Linked DNA regions of Homo sapiens: regions 2 and 3 are each linked to region 1. Evidence: chromatin contacts called from ENCODE Hi-C or POLR2A ChIA-PET data. All regions are on one chromosome and are shown on one strand. Each heading gives the region's core, a stretch centred on a gene start or an enhancer-like site at or near the end of the contact. The rest is flanking DNA. Distances are from core to core; before and after follow the strand shown.

The links. A loop is a pair of places that touch in the nucleus more often than their neighbours do. ChIA-PET counts read pairs that join two places held with the same protein, here RNA polymerase II (POLR2A). Pooled maps may share reads with other maps.
Region 2: POLR2A ChIA-PET joins it to region 1 with 10 read pairs in PC-9. The contact joins the enhancer-like site here to the promoter of KLHL5 in region 1. POLR2A ChIA-PET finds 5 or more read pairs at or near these places in 5 of 52 experiments (K562, OCI-LY7, PC-9 and 2 more).
Region 3: a loop to region 1 is called in a pooled map, with 3 times the contacts of the local background. The contact joins the enhancer-like site here to the promoter of KLHL5 in region 1. A Hi-C loop is called at or near these places in 2 of 50 pooled maps. POLR2A ChIA-PET finds 5 or more read pairs at or near these places in 2 of 52 experiments (OCI-LY7 and activated T-cell).

The regions. Positions count from the first base shown.
Region 1 is chr4:39,059,087-39,064,187 of GRCh38, reverse strand. It overlaps KLHL5 (kelch like family member 5), which reads right to left and starts at 1,956. Exons shown (of 11, transcript NM_015990.5): 1 at 1,153-1,956. The coding sequence starts at 1,535.
Region 2 is chr4:39,444,623-39,449,723 of GRCh38, reverse strand. KLB (klotho beta) reads right to left here. Exons shown (of 5, transcript NM_175737.4): 4 at 2,249-3,392; 5 at 1-1,423. The coding sequence ends at 1,038. Among named protein-coding and RNA genes, the nearest start is that of RPL9, 12 kb to the left of the region's middle. RefSeq lists an enhancer at 2,406-2,595. Within about 2 kb of position 2,848, at least 13 of the 41 ENCODE cell types and tissues checked have a DNase peak (open chromatin) inside an H3K27ac peak, as active enhancers do.
Region 3 is chr4:38,755,865-38,760,965 of GRCh38, reverse strand. It overlaps the pseudogene RNA5SP158. Among named protein-coding and RNA genes, the nearest start is that of TLR10, 25 kb to the left of the region's middle. RefSeq lists an enhancer at 3,489-3,618. Within about 2 kb of position 1,250, at least 9 of the 41 ENCODE cell types and tissues checked have a DNase peak (open chromatin) inside an H3K27ac peak, as active enhancers do; they include OCI-LY7, where a contact is called at or near this core.

The DNA of each region.
Region 1 (5,101 bases), core at 707-3,206:
TTATCCTTCCAAGTCCACATTCTTAAGGTTAGAAGAGGAAAAGGTGGTAAATATCCTCAAGTAAGAGACACTTAAATATATAAATTCATTTTGTCTCAATCCATATGACACCTACATCATTAATAACCAACTTACAAATTACAAGTGTTATCAAAAGCTGCACAGAAATTTTAAGAGAAAAATATAATAATCAAATTAGACAAATGATAAGCTATTTGTGCCTTTAAATATTTAGAAATATTTTCGAATGAAGATTAATCAGAAAGATGACTTTCATGCTCTAAGTTGTTATATAATCTTATTGTAGTTTAAACTGATGAATAAGAAAATCCATTTCAAAGATAAAGGCAGATTCCAAGATAAAGGTAGATAAAGTCACTATGAAATTACCTATTTTTTTCCTTATTTTCTTTCTTCTAACTGATTTCCCCTTCTTCCTGTCCCCTTTTCACCAGATAATCACATCTAGCCCCTCTACATTCCCTTAAACTCTCCTGGAGGAATGTCCTTCATTTCCCTAAATAGCACACATTTCAGTGAAAGTGAAGGTAACAGGAATTAGTAGCTGTCATCTTAGAGACATGTTACTTAGTATTCTCTATATTAGTCTGGAGAGCTGTAACACAGACAGGACAAAGAGAAATAACCATAAGAAAAATATTATTGACAACTACAATTGTGTCAAAAAATTGGTGACTATAATGTGCATCTCTTTGCAAAACCTTTCCTTTTCATTAAATTAAAAAATGACTCTATCATCTGTTATAAACTAAAATGTCACATAAAATTTCATACTATAGAAATATCTTCTATAGTTTTGATATGAATATAGAAGGTTAATGAATGAAGCAAACCACAGGCAATGATACATGAAATTGCTACTATATATTATTTTCAAAGCTGAGCCAGATCTATATATAGAACACAAGATATTTCAAAATGAATGCTATTTGTTGTCTTTGTAATTTTACAGACTATTAGAACATTAAAAAAACCCTAGCAGAAGTATCACATGTTCATACCAAGATATTATATATATGTATGCAGATGTACATATATAATCAGATTTTAAATAATAAATACTAAATTATTTAAAAACATTATAGAGCCATACCCCCACACCCCTTTTCTAACAGTAAGAAAATAATCAACCTGCATGAACTGGAATCAGATTCATTTTCTTCTTCACTAGTGCCATCATCCACTTCTGGTCTATCCAGCCAATGTGCACCGCCACAATCTTCTGCTGTAAACTCAAATGCAGGGACTTCAGAGGTGGATGCCATTGGCCAAGAAGGTGAATTCTGAAAATCCAGTTGGCTGGACCTTCGGTAACCAATTGAAGCCAAAGGCAATTGTAGGCTACATGGATCTAAAAACTTTCTCCCACCGTTTGCTCCAGTCTGTCCTCGGTTCCAAAATTCTCCCTGCTGGCTGTCAACTGTAGAATTAGGAGATGATGCTTGATGACCAAACCACCTCCATCTGATTTTCAAAATCTGTTTCACATCAAACTCTTTACGAGAACCAGACATCCTCAGAGAAACCAAGTGATCGTCTAGGCAACGGGCAAAAAGCACTGCACACAGATTTGTGCATCCAACCAAGACAAGAGAAGTATATGCCCTGCTGTACACAACAAAAATATGTAAAGGAAAATAAATCACATTCATATATATATCTACAATTACTTTTATGCCAATATATCAGATTTTAAAGAACAAAGGATAATGAATAAAGATGAAACACGGTGGAACATTCCGTTCAATCAGAGCAAACTCTCATCCACCTATCCTGAAGCAGCTAGACCACTTTCCCGGCTCTCCTTTCCCATACTGACCATTAGGTCTCACAAACACTGACAGCATTCATTAAAGTCCTTTCAAATGCAGAACACCACCCCCTTTTTCTTAAACCACAAATGACAGAGACAGAAAACACTATCCCCGTTGCAGTATCTCAGTCTCTGCTGCTTAGTATATTAACTCTTTCATTGCTGAAACAATAAATGTATTCTATAGCATTTCCCTTTGTACTTAAAAATAATCACTTTAAAACTAAAATGTTTCTATTTCTAAACTAAGTCCCTAAGTGAAATACCACAAAACAAGTTTTTAAAAAAGCATTTGTAAAATTAGATGAGTTATGGTGATTTTCCAGGTGTGCTCTTTGGATGGGGAATGAGGAGGAAAGCGGAGTACAAAGGTGGGGCTCCAGACTATTGCCTTCACCTCTATCTTCTCCCTTCAGAAAACAAATGGATCTAATTAATACAGTAAGATCCTGGGTAAGATTTCACTTGGATAAAGAATAATGAGGAGAATAAAAAGTTTGAAAACTACAAAGGATCAAAATGTAACAAATACTCTTTTTCAAATAAACTGAGGCCAGGATTTCTCTATAAGTAGAAATGGGCCACTGCCAGTTAGTGTAACATCCAAATTTCTATGACATTACTTAGGAAAAGGAAAAGTGCGGCTCAAAAAAGCTACCAGGGACTGGGATAGGACTATTGGGTGTACAAGTGCCCTAATGGTGCCCTCTGTTGTTAGCAAAACAAACAATGGTTTGAACATGGTTACAGTTAAGGCAAATTGATAAAGCAAATACAAATAAACTCAAAAATACTGAGTAGTTATTGTGAACAATGCAATCTACTAGGCATTGTCAGGGACACAGAGATATATATATCTTGGTTCCTAACCCCCAAAATAATTAAATCTAGCTATTGAACCAAATACAAAATATTTGATAAGGTAAAATAAGAAACATTAAAATGCTGCAATATTAAAGTGTGATCTATCAATGCAGAATTTGAGTTTTCAGGGTGCTCAGTATTTACTCCTTTATCAACTAATTCCATACAAAAGGCAATGCCTATCTAAGCTGACCAAAAAACAAAAACAAAAACTACTTTGGAGGCTTACAAAAATATTGTGAGGTGTCTATCTTAATACAAATTATTCAGAGAAACAAGAATGAGAAGCATAAAAAGCCAAGTATGATTTCATGCTAAATAATACGGGAAAAACCATACAAACTGTAAGAAAGAAAGGAGATATCAGGATGGCAATGGAGTGGTATGGGCCAGTTTCATTAGGGAGAAGGCTGCTAAGAATAGTAAAACATTGTTTAGGTAGAATGATAGATTTCTACAGAAAAAGATTCTAATAAAAGCATGAAGTGGGCATATCTACAAGGAAGAAGTGGGAAATAATCAGTTTGATCAGCCAGCCATACCAAATTAATTTTAAGGTGTAGTAAGAGATAAAGTTAGATGAATACGATGAGATAAAATGCCTTGAGCAAGCAGCAAAGACATTATTGAATGGACTGTTGAACAGGACAATGTTTTAGGAAATTAACTTGGCAGTACTGTGCAGGACGCATTAGAGAGTGAAATGACACTTTCCCCTCTCCTCTCACCTTTGTCAGACTCCTTCTGATCAACATCCTTCTAACTTCACTCTAGCTATCCAACTTTATTTCTAACCATTTTCCAACATAGACACACCACTTCATTGGTCAAGGCAGTCTACATTATGGTGTTCCCTCTTTTATAACACTGTTTGCCTCCCAGAGAAACTCTGGTTTAAAAAACACACTTCATCCTTCAAGATTTAGCTCAGGCACTATCATCTTTGTAAACACTTCAGTTACTCTAAGTAGCTGGTTCTCAACAAGGGAAGCATCAACCTGCTCCTAAAGGCTTCTGGAAAATAGGTGGTGGTGGTGGTGGTGGTGGTAGATTTTTAGTTGTTGGAATGACCAGAGTGCTATAGGCATTGAGTGTGCAGGGGCCAGAGACAGCAAACATCTGGCAATGAAAAATGATACCTTTATTTTGCCAATCCTCCTCCACTCATTCCCATGGTAATCATTGCTGACGCCAAGCTTGGTACATATAGCCTTTCACACCTCTCTCCATGTTTATAAATCATGGACAAACTTATATACACATATATAAGAGATTTGCTATTGTTATACAAGAGATCATATTGTATTCATCTTTTAGCATTTTGCTCTTCTCACCTAATTTTATATATACATGGAAATATAAATTAATAATCTTTTTAAGAGTTACATGATATTTCATTACTGTAAAAAAACCAATTTATTAAACTATCTCCCTGCTAATGGGCATTCAGGTTGATTTCAGGTTTTTGGGTTTTTGCCATTAAAATAATGTTGAAAGAAACATCCTTGTGAGGCTTTTATATCTACAGAATTTATTGCCAGGAGTGGACTTGCTGGGTTGAAGGTATGTGCATTTTATTTTGTTTTATTTTAAGACAGAATCTAACTCTGTCACCCAGGCAAGAGTACAGTGGTGTGATCTTGGCTCACTACAGGCTCCATCTCCTGGGTTCACGCAATTCTTATGCCTCAGCCTCCTGAGTAGTTGGGACTACAGGCACACACCACCATGTCCAGCTAATTTTTTATGTTTTTACTAGAGACAGGGTTTCTGGAGTGCAGTGGCGTGATCCCGGCTCACTGCAACCTCCGTCTCCCAGGTTCAAGCAATTCTCCTGCCTGAGCCTCCTGAGTAGCTGGGATTACATGCGTGCACCACCAAGCCTGGCTAATTTTTGTTTTTTTTAGTAGAGATGGGGTTTCACCATATTGGCCAGGCTAGTCTCAAACTCCTGATCTCAAGTGAGCGGCCCACCTCGGCCTCCCAAAATGCTGAGATTACAGGCGTGAGCCACCGTGCTTGGCCATATTCTCTTTTTAATTTTGGTCATTCTGACAGGTGTGTAATGGTATCCCATTTGGTTTTCCTTTACATTTTCTTCATTATTAATGTGGCTGAATAACTCTTCATGTTTATTGGTTATTTGGATATCCTCCATGAAGTGGCTATTTAGGCCCCTTTTTTTTTCTATTAAGTTATCAGTCTTTATCTTCTTGATCTGTAGTTCTTATATTTCTGATATTTTCTTTATAAAAATATGAAGTAAGCTTAAACATTAATGCCTTTATGGCATGAAATTCAGCATTCACTTAAATAACACTTTTTTTTCTGTTCCGACAACTTTCACCAACAATATAAAATTGTTTTGCCCCAAAATTTGTCCAGCTCTGATGCCAAGTATTT
Region 2 (5,101 bases), core at 1,599-4,098, 380 kb before region 1:
CGAACTCCTAACCTCAGGTGATCCACCTGCCTTGGCCTCCCAAAGTGCTGGGATTACAGGCGGTGCCACCGTGCCTGGCCGGAAATTACATTATTTTAAAAAATCAGATCTAGTAAAAGATCACAAATTAGATATTCTATAGGTGATTTTTTGTTGTTAGAAAAATGAAGGGCTTGATCCTCTTTAAGAGTCTGTGTTGTAACTGGCTTAGACAAGCACTACTTACCCTATTGTGTTTTCTTTCCATTTTAGAACCACCCTGACCTAAAGGAGAAGGCACCTTATTAGAAGTGACAGAATATATATTATCTATCACTGACTACCCAGTTTAAAGAAGGGTGTTAAATCTCTGCTGTAGAGTCTAACAAAACAAAGTTTTGCTTTTGCTTTTTTTTTTTTTTTTGGACACAGTCTTGCTGTTGTCGCCTAGGCTGGAGTGCAGTGGCGCAATTTTGGCCTACTGTAACCTGTTTCCTGGGTTCAAACTTCTGCCTCAGCCTCCCAAGTAGCTGGGATTACAGGTGCCACTGTCACCACGCCTGGCTAATTTTTTGTATTTTTAGTAGAGACATGGTTTCACCATGTTGGCCAGGCTGGTCTCGAACTCCTCACCTCAGGTGATCTCCCCGCCTCGGCCTCCCAAAGTGCTGAGATTACAGGTGTGAGCCACAGCGTCCAGCCCCAGAGTTTTACTTCTTAAAAATAATTTATTGTACCACAAGTAGCTATTGGTAGAGATGAAAGCTAAAGCAGAATGATGGAATACAGTTGATGAAACTTTAAGAAGCAATGTAGCATGTAATCCTCATAGCTTACTGTCAGGATGAAGCCTTTATGTTTACATCCAAGAACTGAGTTCACTGATGTCAACACCTAAGGGAATGTTCTTTGAACCACACAGCAGAGACAATTGTCATCACCTTGGTTACAGCTGTATCTCAGATTGTCTTTCTATAATACAGGTATATCTCCTGTAAGTTACCAGCATATGGAACTGGGATGAATTTTTAAACTGTCTATCATGCAGACAGATCAGTTTAGCTAACAACTCTCTTGCCTTTCTTTAATGGTATGTGTTGTAAGTTTTTTGCTTTCCAAAACTTTCTTCTCTTCTGCCTTTGAAAAATGGCAATTGATAAGAGTAGAACCAGGGTGGAGAAGAAGCAACAACCCAGGAATATCAGTGGTTTCTTCTGCACAAGGAATAAGCAGACAGTGCACTCTGTATTTTCTTGGGTCTGACTGCATCTAGAACTACTGTTCTCAAAAGGGAAGCCCCTGCTGCTGATCACTTTGTTGTAAAATTGTATTGAGGATTTAGCTTTAAAATCAGATGTGAAGAATCCAAATCTGGGTTTAGATTTCTCTTCAGCCAGTTTGAATGCATAATAGCCTTTGATTCTGACTTTATCAATCAGGTATGCTGAAAAAGATAAGAAATTAACATTAATCACAAATGGACTATGAAGTATCTTTGAGGAAGAATTTAGTTTTCATTGAAACAAGCTAAAATTATGCCCATAATAAAGGTAGTGATTTTTATTAGAGGGTTTTTTTTGACATTTATTCTTTTATGATCTATGTAAAGGAGAAGGTGAAAATATGTATAATTTAAGTCTGAAAAATTTGTAGTGAAACTTGATCCATAAATAATCCAAAAACTCTTGGAGGAAAAAGCAAATTTAAGGAGCAGAGCAATGAAGGTTGTCACTTTTGTTTAAAGGGTCACAAGCAGAAAAACGTTGCCTATTTGGCCTGATTGTGAACCTCAGATGTGCTCTTGGTGCAGCCCAGGAATCACAGTTGGTTTTACCCACTCACTCACTGTCGCTCGCTTAAGCTACCATGATGTGGTTATTTCACATTGCATGCTTGTATCGAAACATTTCATGCATCCCATAAATTTATACACCTGTTTACCCACAACCATTTTTTTAAAGCCTAGCAAGCATGGTGAAAATAAGTAACCCAAAATAGTGACTGTTTATCCTGGGGAGTGAGATTTCAGGTGATTTTTTAAAAACTTCTCCACGTGCCCAGTTTTCTATAATTGGTGTGTGTTACTTTTATGATTTTAAAATTTTTTCAAAAATCCCATAGGCCAGTTTTCAGGACAAAATTCAATTGACAGGACTTGGGTGCCACAAATTGGATGCTGTCAGGCACCAGCCTGCTGCTCCCATTCTTTGTTCTTGTCAGGTAACAGGAATCTCGCTCTGCCCTGTGTCTGAAGGGGCCCCGCCCTTACCTTTCAGCACCTCCTGAAGGTACTTCCCTAGGTAGTACTTCCGGAGCCGGTCATCCTCCAGAGCCTGGTCGTCGATGCCACTGGCGGTGATGTAAATGTCCATGTCGCCGTAGTTCCTCCGGACCCACCGCAGCAGCTTGCGCACCCCCCAGGGAATCACAGCCAGGCGCGTGGGGGAGCTCAGGCGGGTGATGTCCTGCAGAAACTGGATGTCCCTGTCCGAGTCGTAGCGGCTGCCGGCCAGCTGCTCGTGCATCACGAACCTAGTGGTGAAGTGGTTGAGCGCGCAGAAGTCGACCGTGCCCTTGAGCAGCCTCCTTTCGGCCTCGGTGAGGCGCGGCAGGGCCGAGCTGGAAAGCCCCCGTCGGTGCTTGGAGGCAATGTATTCCCTCATGGCCGCGGGGTAGTCCCCGGTCTTGAAGAGCGGCTCGGCGAACCAGGCGATCTCGAACTGCAGGAAGCGCTCGGCCGCCCTCCAGTGCGAGTCAGCATAGGGGTTGGCGGGTTCCGCCCAGTCCGCGTGCAGCGACAGCGACACGGCCCCGCGCTGTGAGGGCCTGAACTGCCGGTCGTAGAGGCGCCAGGCCAGGGCGTGGGCCACCAGCAGGTTGTGCGCCGCCCCGTAGGTGTCGTTGCCAGAGCGGTTGTAGATGTCACTTAGCCGGTTAGGCTCGTTGATGGTGATCCAGAGCTTCACCAGGTCCCCCAGCTCCTGGAAGCACAGCCCAGCGTAGGCCTGGAAGGCCTCGGCCGTCGATGGGTTCAGCCACCCGTCGGCATGCAACAGAGGCTCGGGGAGGCCTAGGTGGGCGTGGGTCGGATAATACAGGGTGACCATCGCGGAGATGCCAAGCTTCAGCCCCTCACTGACCACGCACCTGTAGTACCTCAGGGCCTGTCGGTTCACCGCGGACAGGTTGCCAGTGGGAAGGACCGAGGCCCAATCCAGAGCAAACCGGTAGTGGGTGACTTTCATTCTTGCCAACATCTCAAGTTGTTTTTTGATGTTTACAAAATCTGTGCATTGAGCGGGTCGTGTTTTCAGCCTCACCCCTTCCACTCGGTGCAACAGTCTGTTGCCAGTGGCGTTCCACACGTACAGATGAGGATCGCTGAACTGTGGGGACGAAGCCACAGACTCGGGCTGTGAAAAACAAGCTCATTTAGGTCAAGCATGCGCTGGCAGATGGAGGCTCAAGTGATCTGCCTACCTCTGCCTCCCAAAGTGCTGGGATTACAGGCCACCACGCCAGGCCTATTCCAGCCCTTGAAATCTCCCAAGGAGACCAGAAAACAGAGAAGGAGCCACACCCAGGTCCTGGCTTGGAAAACAAGTTGTTTGAGAAAACATTGGGAAGCCATTTTCCAGTTCATTTAACTTTAAACCCTAGGTTATATATGGTGGGGTTTGAAGTGATTCTGTTCAAATGCATCAGGAAATTGGCTTGGTACACTCAATTAAAAGCAATTACAAAAGAGATTCTAAACCCTGCCATAAATTGAAGACAAAGTTGAAATTCCTGTTGTAGAGATTTCACTGAGAAGAGGAGGTTGACCCCAGGCACAATTCCTTAAAAAGGCTGGTGCGGTGGGGTAGGCAATGACCCCTTGCTTTTGCTGAATGCAAATTTCTAACTTGTATTTAAAAAATCCAGGCCGGGCGCGGTGGCTCATGCCTGTAATCCTAGCACTTTGGGAGGCTGAGGCGGGCAGATCACCTGAAGTTGGGAGTTTGAGACTAGCCTGACCAACATGGAGAAACACCGTCTCTACTAAAAAAAAAAAAAAAAACAAAAAAACAAGATTAGCCAGGCGTGGAGGCGCATGCTTGTAATCCCAGCTACTCTGGAGGCTGAGGCAGGAGAATCGCTTGAACGCAGGAGGCGAAGGTTGCAGTGAGCCGAGATCATGCCATTGCACTCCAGCCTCGGCAACAAGAGCAAAAACTCCATCTCAAAAAAAAAAAAAAAAGAAAAGAAAAGTTCAAGTGATAACACATTTGCATCCATCATGTCTCCCCGACCCATGTGCCTGTGAGAACATAGCATTTATTCATCCAACAGATGAATAAATGGGTTATGGGTGGAAAGGACAGTAGACTATCCCTAGAAACTCCCAAGGTTGACACTTGGATCTGACAGAGTCTCATTCTGTGTCTCTCCACGAAGGAGAGAGCCCTGGACTCCTGTTCTAGTTCTGCCCCTTTGAAACTCAGGCTTGGCAACTATATAGTGACGGAGTAATCGCACCCACCTCACAGGTGTGCTGTGAGGACTCAGTGACTCTGGGAAGGTGCTCTGGGAACTCTAAAGCGCTATACAAACACAATGTAGTCATGACTTGGGTTTCATTTTCCCTAGTGGCAATAATTGCCTGCTAGGCCCTTGAGTCCAAACTAAAACAAAGCCCTTAAGAAAAACATTCCCAAATTCAAGATTAATAAGGGAAAGTAAAAGTTAAGTACTTGTTTTAAAGTACTTCTTTTTCCCCTCATGACAGAATTTAAATACACCAGGAAAAAACTATAATTAACCTTTGGTAAATATCTTCCCTCTAATTGTTTTTTCGTGTGTCATCTTTCATAGTTTAATTACAAAACCATATCACTGCCCGTTTGCCATCTGCCAACCAGTTATCTAGAACATTAAACTAAGAGAACATTGATCATGTGAGCATGAAGTTAAATCCGTATATAATTCATTATTTGAGTAAAATCCTCCTAGCCTAGATGGCCAGTTTTAATGTTTTGAAAACTCAGAACATCATGGTATTGAAAGGATGTTTATAAAAGGCAGTCTTGCTATGGGGCAAGGCAAGATCAAATAAAAATGTCTTACGTTAAAAACCTTCAGA
Region 3 (5,101 bases), core at 1-2,500, 300 kb after region 1:
CACTCCTGTCCCTAATTAGAAACAACAGCAGAGAATTGCTGAAAGCTATATTCCAGCTAAAACCAGGCTGCAGCGTTCGCATCACCTGAGAGACGTCAGACATGCAGAATTTCAGGCTCCATCCCAGGCCTACTGATTCAGAAGCTGCATTTTAGCAAGATCCTGGCTGGATTTTATGCACAGTAAAGTTTGAGAAAGAAGGCTTTAAAAATGAACTGAGCAATACAATCCTTTTTTTTTTTTTGCACGGGGGGAGGTGTTCAATAGCAGAGTAGGGTGACTCTAGTTAACAACAATGTATTGTATATTTCAAAGTAGCTAGAAGAGAGAACATGAAATGTTCCCAGCACGTAGAAATGATACTCAGGGTAATGGAGACTCCAAATACCCTGACTTGATCATTACACATTTGATGCATATAACAAAATAGCACATGTACTCCATAAATATGTAAACTATCATATATCATTAAAAAAAATAAACTGAAGGCCTTAAAAAGGAATAAAATAATGGCATTTGCAGCAACCTGAATGGAATTGGAGACCATTATTCTAGGTGAAGTGACTCAGGAATGGACAATCAAACATCGCATGTTCTCACTTATAAATGGGAGCTAAGCTATGAGGCCACAAAGGCATAAGAATGATACAATGGACTTTGGGACCTCGGGGGAAAGGGTGGGAGCGGGGGGGTGAGGGATAATAGACTACAAATTGGGTACAGCGTACACTGGTTGGGTTATGAGGGCACCAAAATTTCAGAAACGACCGCTAAAGAACTTATGCGTGTAACCAAACACAATCTGTTCCACCAAAACCTATTGAAATTTTTGAAAAATTATTTTCCTAAAATAAAGGATATTTCAAGGAGTGCCTTCTCCATCTTGTGGCCCTCTGATGATGATAGCTCTGAAAGCTTTGAAAAGCTTGCAAATACCCAACTTCAGGAATAAATCACCTCTGAGACCCTCACCTGAAGACAGGATACTTCCTGCAACTCCAGGACTTTAAAGTCGGAAGAATTGTTTTTTTAAACTGGACTCTGAGGACACACTCTTAAAGTCACTCAAATTCTCTACAAAATTCTTAAGTTTTGTGTTTCTATTTCTAAAGATAATAAAAATAATTGATATGATCAAAAAACAAAAATTAACAAAAAAACACAAAAACCCCCCAAAATGAACTGAGGTTGTGTGCCCTTGTGTGAAATTTTGGGTTGCAGTGCCACCTTGAGGTCACTTTAGTATTTTTCGCTGAGCTTTGCAGTGGACGAGCTGCGTGGGACACAACAGAAGTCAGTTCATTCCTCCCTGGAGGAAACAGACCGCCCTTGTGTTAGTGCCCAGAGGTCTCCGACTGCGGCCTCTCTGGGCCACACTGTCAATTGAAGAGATATGGGCCCTCTTCCAAGGACGCCTTCTATCCAAGCTTAGAAGAATGGCTCATAGGCTAAGGCACTTTCTGCGTCAGCAACAGCAACAGATCTCAAAGAATGTCTGCCCCCATCACAAGATTTTTCATAAAATGTAGAAAGCCATTAAAGCTCAGAGGCACAAAGCATGGCTTTAGAGATCATCTAGATGAGTGAGCCCCACCTTTCAGGAATGAGAATTGCTTTATGATAATGGTTGGCATTTGCTGCATATTTACTGTGTCCCAAGCACTGTTCTAAGCACCTCCATGTACTTAGTCATTTGAACCTTAGAACAATTTAGTGAGATCAAAATAGTGATCTCTATTTTACAGACTCCTGTGTGGCAGTCATTTTGTTTGTACTATTTGTTGGTTAGGAAAATCTACACTAAGAAGAAACTATTGCTATGAATCTAGTAATTCTTGAAAATGAATTTGCATTGAATTAAATCCAATAACAGCCAATAACATCTATATATATTCAGGGAAGAGTAGTATAGAGATATAAATTATGTTATCTACCAAGCCTCAGACCACGGTTGTGGCATAGATAGACTTAGGGCCTCTTGCAACAGCTCCAAAGCTCTCCACGGTATTCTTAGCCCACAGGCTGGGAACCCCCAGTGTAGAAACACACCCCACGTGCTTTATAGATGGCACACCGTACAATCCTGAACACACCTGATTTCATCTGGTCTCTGATGATTAGTGGGATCAGGCTACCTTGGTCTTGGATGGGAGATTGTGGGGGAAGTTGCAGATGAGGAAACTGACTTCAGAAAGTTGTTATAGTTATTCTTCTAGCTTGAAAAAGCTACACTAGAGAGAAAAAGAGACCATGGGCAGTATCTCCTTTTCATTCTTCAACCTATACACCCTAGGAAGGTTAATTCTCCTAAAACACAGTTCTGTTTGGGTTATTTTCCCCCTCAAAATGACCCCCAGCTCTACCTGACTGCTTATTGTAAGGTAAAGCCATCTTCGTCTCCAAAGCAAAATCGAATACCAACCAACCTGCTTGTTGTTACTCTGTTGATGTCCCTTACCCTCTGTCTAGACTATGTGTTGCCCATAGGACAAGAAGAATGCTGGCCTTAGAGAAGACTTGGAGGGAGAGCTTTGGAGCTGTTGCAAGAGGCCCTAAGTCTATCTATGCCACAATCGTGGTCTGAGGCTTGGTAGATAACATAATTTATATCTCTATACTAGCCTTCCCTGAATATATATAGATGTTATTGGCTGTTATTAGATTTAATTCAATGCAAATTCATTTTCAAGAGTTACTAGACTCATAGCAATAGTTTCTTCTTAGTGTAGATTTTCCTAACCAACAAACAGACTTGGAGGGAGGCCACCTAGTGGCTAAGGTGACCTTCCTTGGGAAGCAGCACCTGAGTTAAGTCACCAGGAGTGCATGTTTAGGTCCTACCCAGACACAGGAAGACAGTGCCGGTGAGCCACAGAGTTGGAGGGCCTTCTCTCAAGACCGAGCGTGAGTTCACTGTGAGAAATATAGCTACTGAGGTGACCAGGTCAGTGCACATGCTGGCAGAGTTCTCTCCTGCAGGCCCTCATGGGACAAAATGGCATCATCAGAAGGCTAGTGGTTGGTATTTACTGCATATTTACTGTGTCCCAAGCACTAAGTACTCCAAGTACTTAGTCATTTGAACCTTAGAACAATTTAGTGAGATCAAAATAGTGATCTCTATTTTGCAGATTCCCGTGTGGCAGTCATTTTGTTTGTAGTATTTTTTGGTTAGGAAAGTCTACCCTAAGAAGATACTATTACTATGAATCTAGTAACTCTTGAAAATGAATTTGCATTGAATTAAGCCAATAACATCCAATAGCGTCTATATATCTTCAGGGAAGGGTAGTATAGGGATATAAATTATGTTATCTACCAAGCCTCAGACCATAGTTGTGGCATAGATAGACTTAGGGTCTCTTGCAACAGCTCCAAAGCTCTCCAAGGTATTCTTAGCCCACAAGCTGGGAACCCTCAGTGTAAAAGTACATTGGTCAGCATGTGTCTTGGCCATTTCTTGTTTCTGGCTCTGCCCAATGTCAATCTCTTCTTCTGAAAAGTACACCACTTCCTTTTTTTTTTTTTTGGCAGTGGGGACGGAGTCTCACTCTGTCACCCAGGCTGGAGTGCAGTGGCATGATCTCGGCTCACTGCAGCCTCTGTCTCACGAGTTCAAATGATTCTCCTGCCTAAGGCTCCCAAGTAGCTGGGATTACAGGCGTGTGCCACCATGTCTGGCTAATTTTTGTATTTTTAGTAGAGATGGGGTTTCACCATGTTGGCCAGGCTGGTCCCAAACTCCTGACCTCAAGTGATCCGCCAGCCTCAACCTTCCAAAGTGCTGGGATTACAGATGTGCGTCACTACACCTGACTAATTTTTGTATTTTTAGTAGAGACGGATTTCACCATGTTGGCCAGGCTGGTCTCGAACTCCTGACCTCAAGTGATCCACCCACCTTGGCCTCCCAAATTGCTAAGATTACAGGCGTGAGCTACCGTGCCCGGCTCATCATTTCCTTCGAGGCCTTCTTTCTTCCCAGGGGATATTGCCTGATAGATAGTGACCCAGATACCTGTACTGTCTAGTTCGTGGGTGGAGGCAGTCCAAGCTAGGACAATTACATACTCTCTTCCTAGTACTTGGATCTTGACCAGAGGATCAAAGGAGCAGAAAATAATTCTATTTCATCCCAGCAGTTGTGCCCTGGCTTTATGAGAGCCTGCTTTTTACACTTGCTGGTGGTCCTGGAATCCATCCCCGAGAAATATCCTGGCTCCTGCCTATTTCGAAGCCTCTACCCTCTTATTGATTTTATGAGCCCCGATGTCCTTTCCTCTCCAAAAAAAAAAAAAAACCTATTTTGAATAAGTTAATGTACTAGTCAGTTATTACTAGGATAGTATTGCAGATAAATCTCAGTAGTTAAGCAACAAAATTGTATTTTTCTAATTCACAGTTCTATTGTTCAACCAGGGTGGCTCTGCCTCAGACTTCAGGTCTGGTTTAAGTCTGTTGTCTATATTTCACATTCAAAGACAGCAGCTACTCAGGGCATGCTCATCTCATGATAAATGGAAGAGGCCAAGGAAAACCACACAAGCACATGTAAAATCTCAGGTTGGGGCTGGGCGCGGTGGCTCACACCTGTAATCCCAGCACGTTGGGAGGCTGAGGTGGGTGGATCGCTTGAAGTCAGGAGTTCAAAACCAGCCTGGCCAACATGATGAAACCCCATCTCTACTAAAAATACAAAAATTAGCCAGGCGTAGTGGTGCATGCCTGTAATCTCAGCTACTCAGGAGGCTGAGGCATGATAATCGCTTGAACCTGGGAGGTGGACATTGAAGTGAGTGGAGATCGCACCACTGCCCTCTAGCCTGCCCAACAGAGTGAGACTGTCTCAAAAAAAAAAAAAAATCGGGTTGGGCATCATGCATGTTGTCCTACATTCTGTTGGCCAAAGCAAGTCACCCAGTGAGACTCAAACTCAATTGTGTGGAGATGCATGCTGCCCACCCTACAGGCAGGTGATGCAAAGTCACTATGTAAAGGCCATAGCTGTGTGGTGATACTGTGCAGAGACAGTACAAAACTGGGACCATAGCCTACCCTGGTGAACCGGAAAATAATAAAACATTAACAAAATTAATGTTAA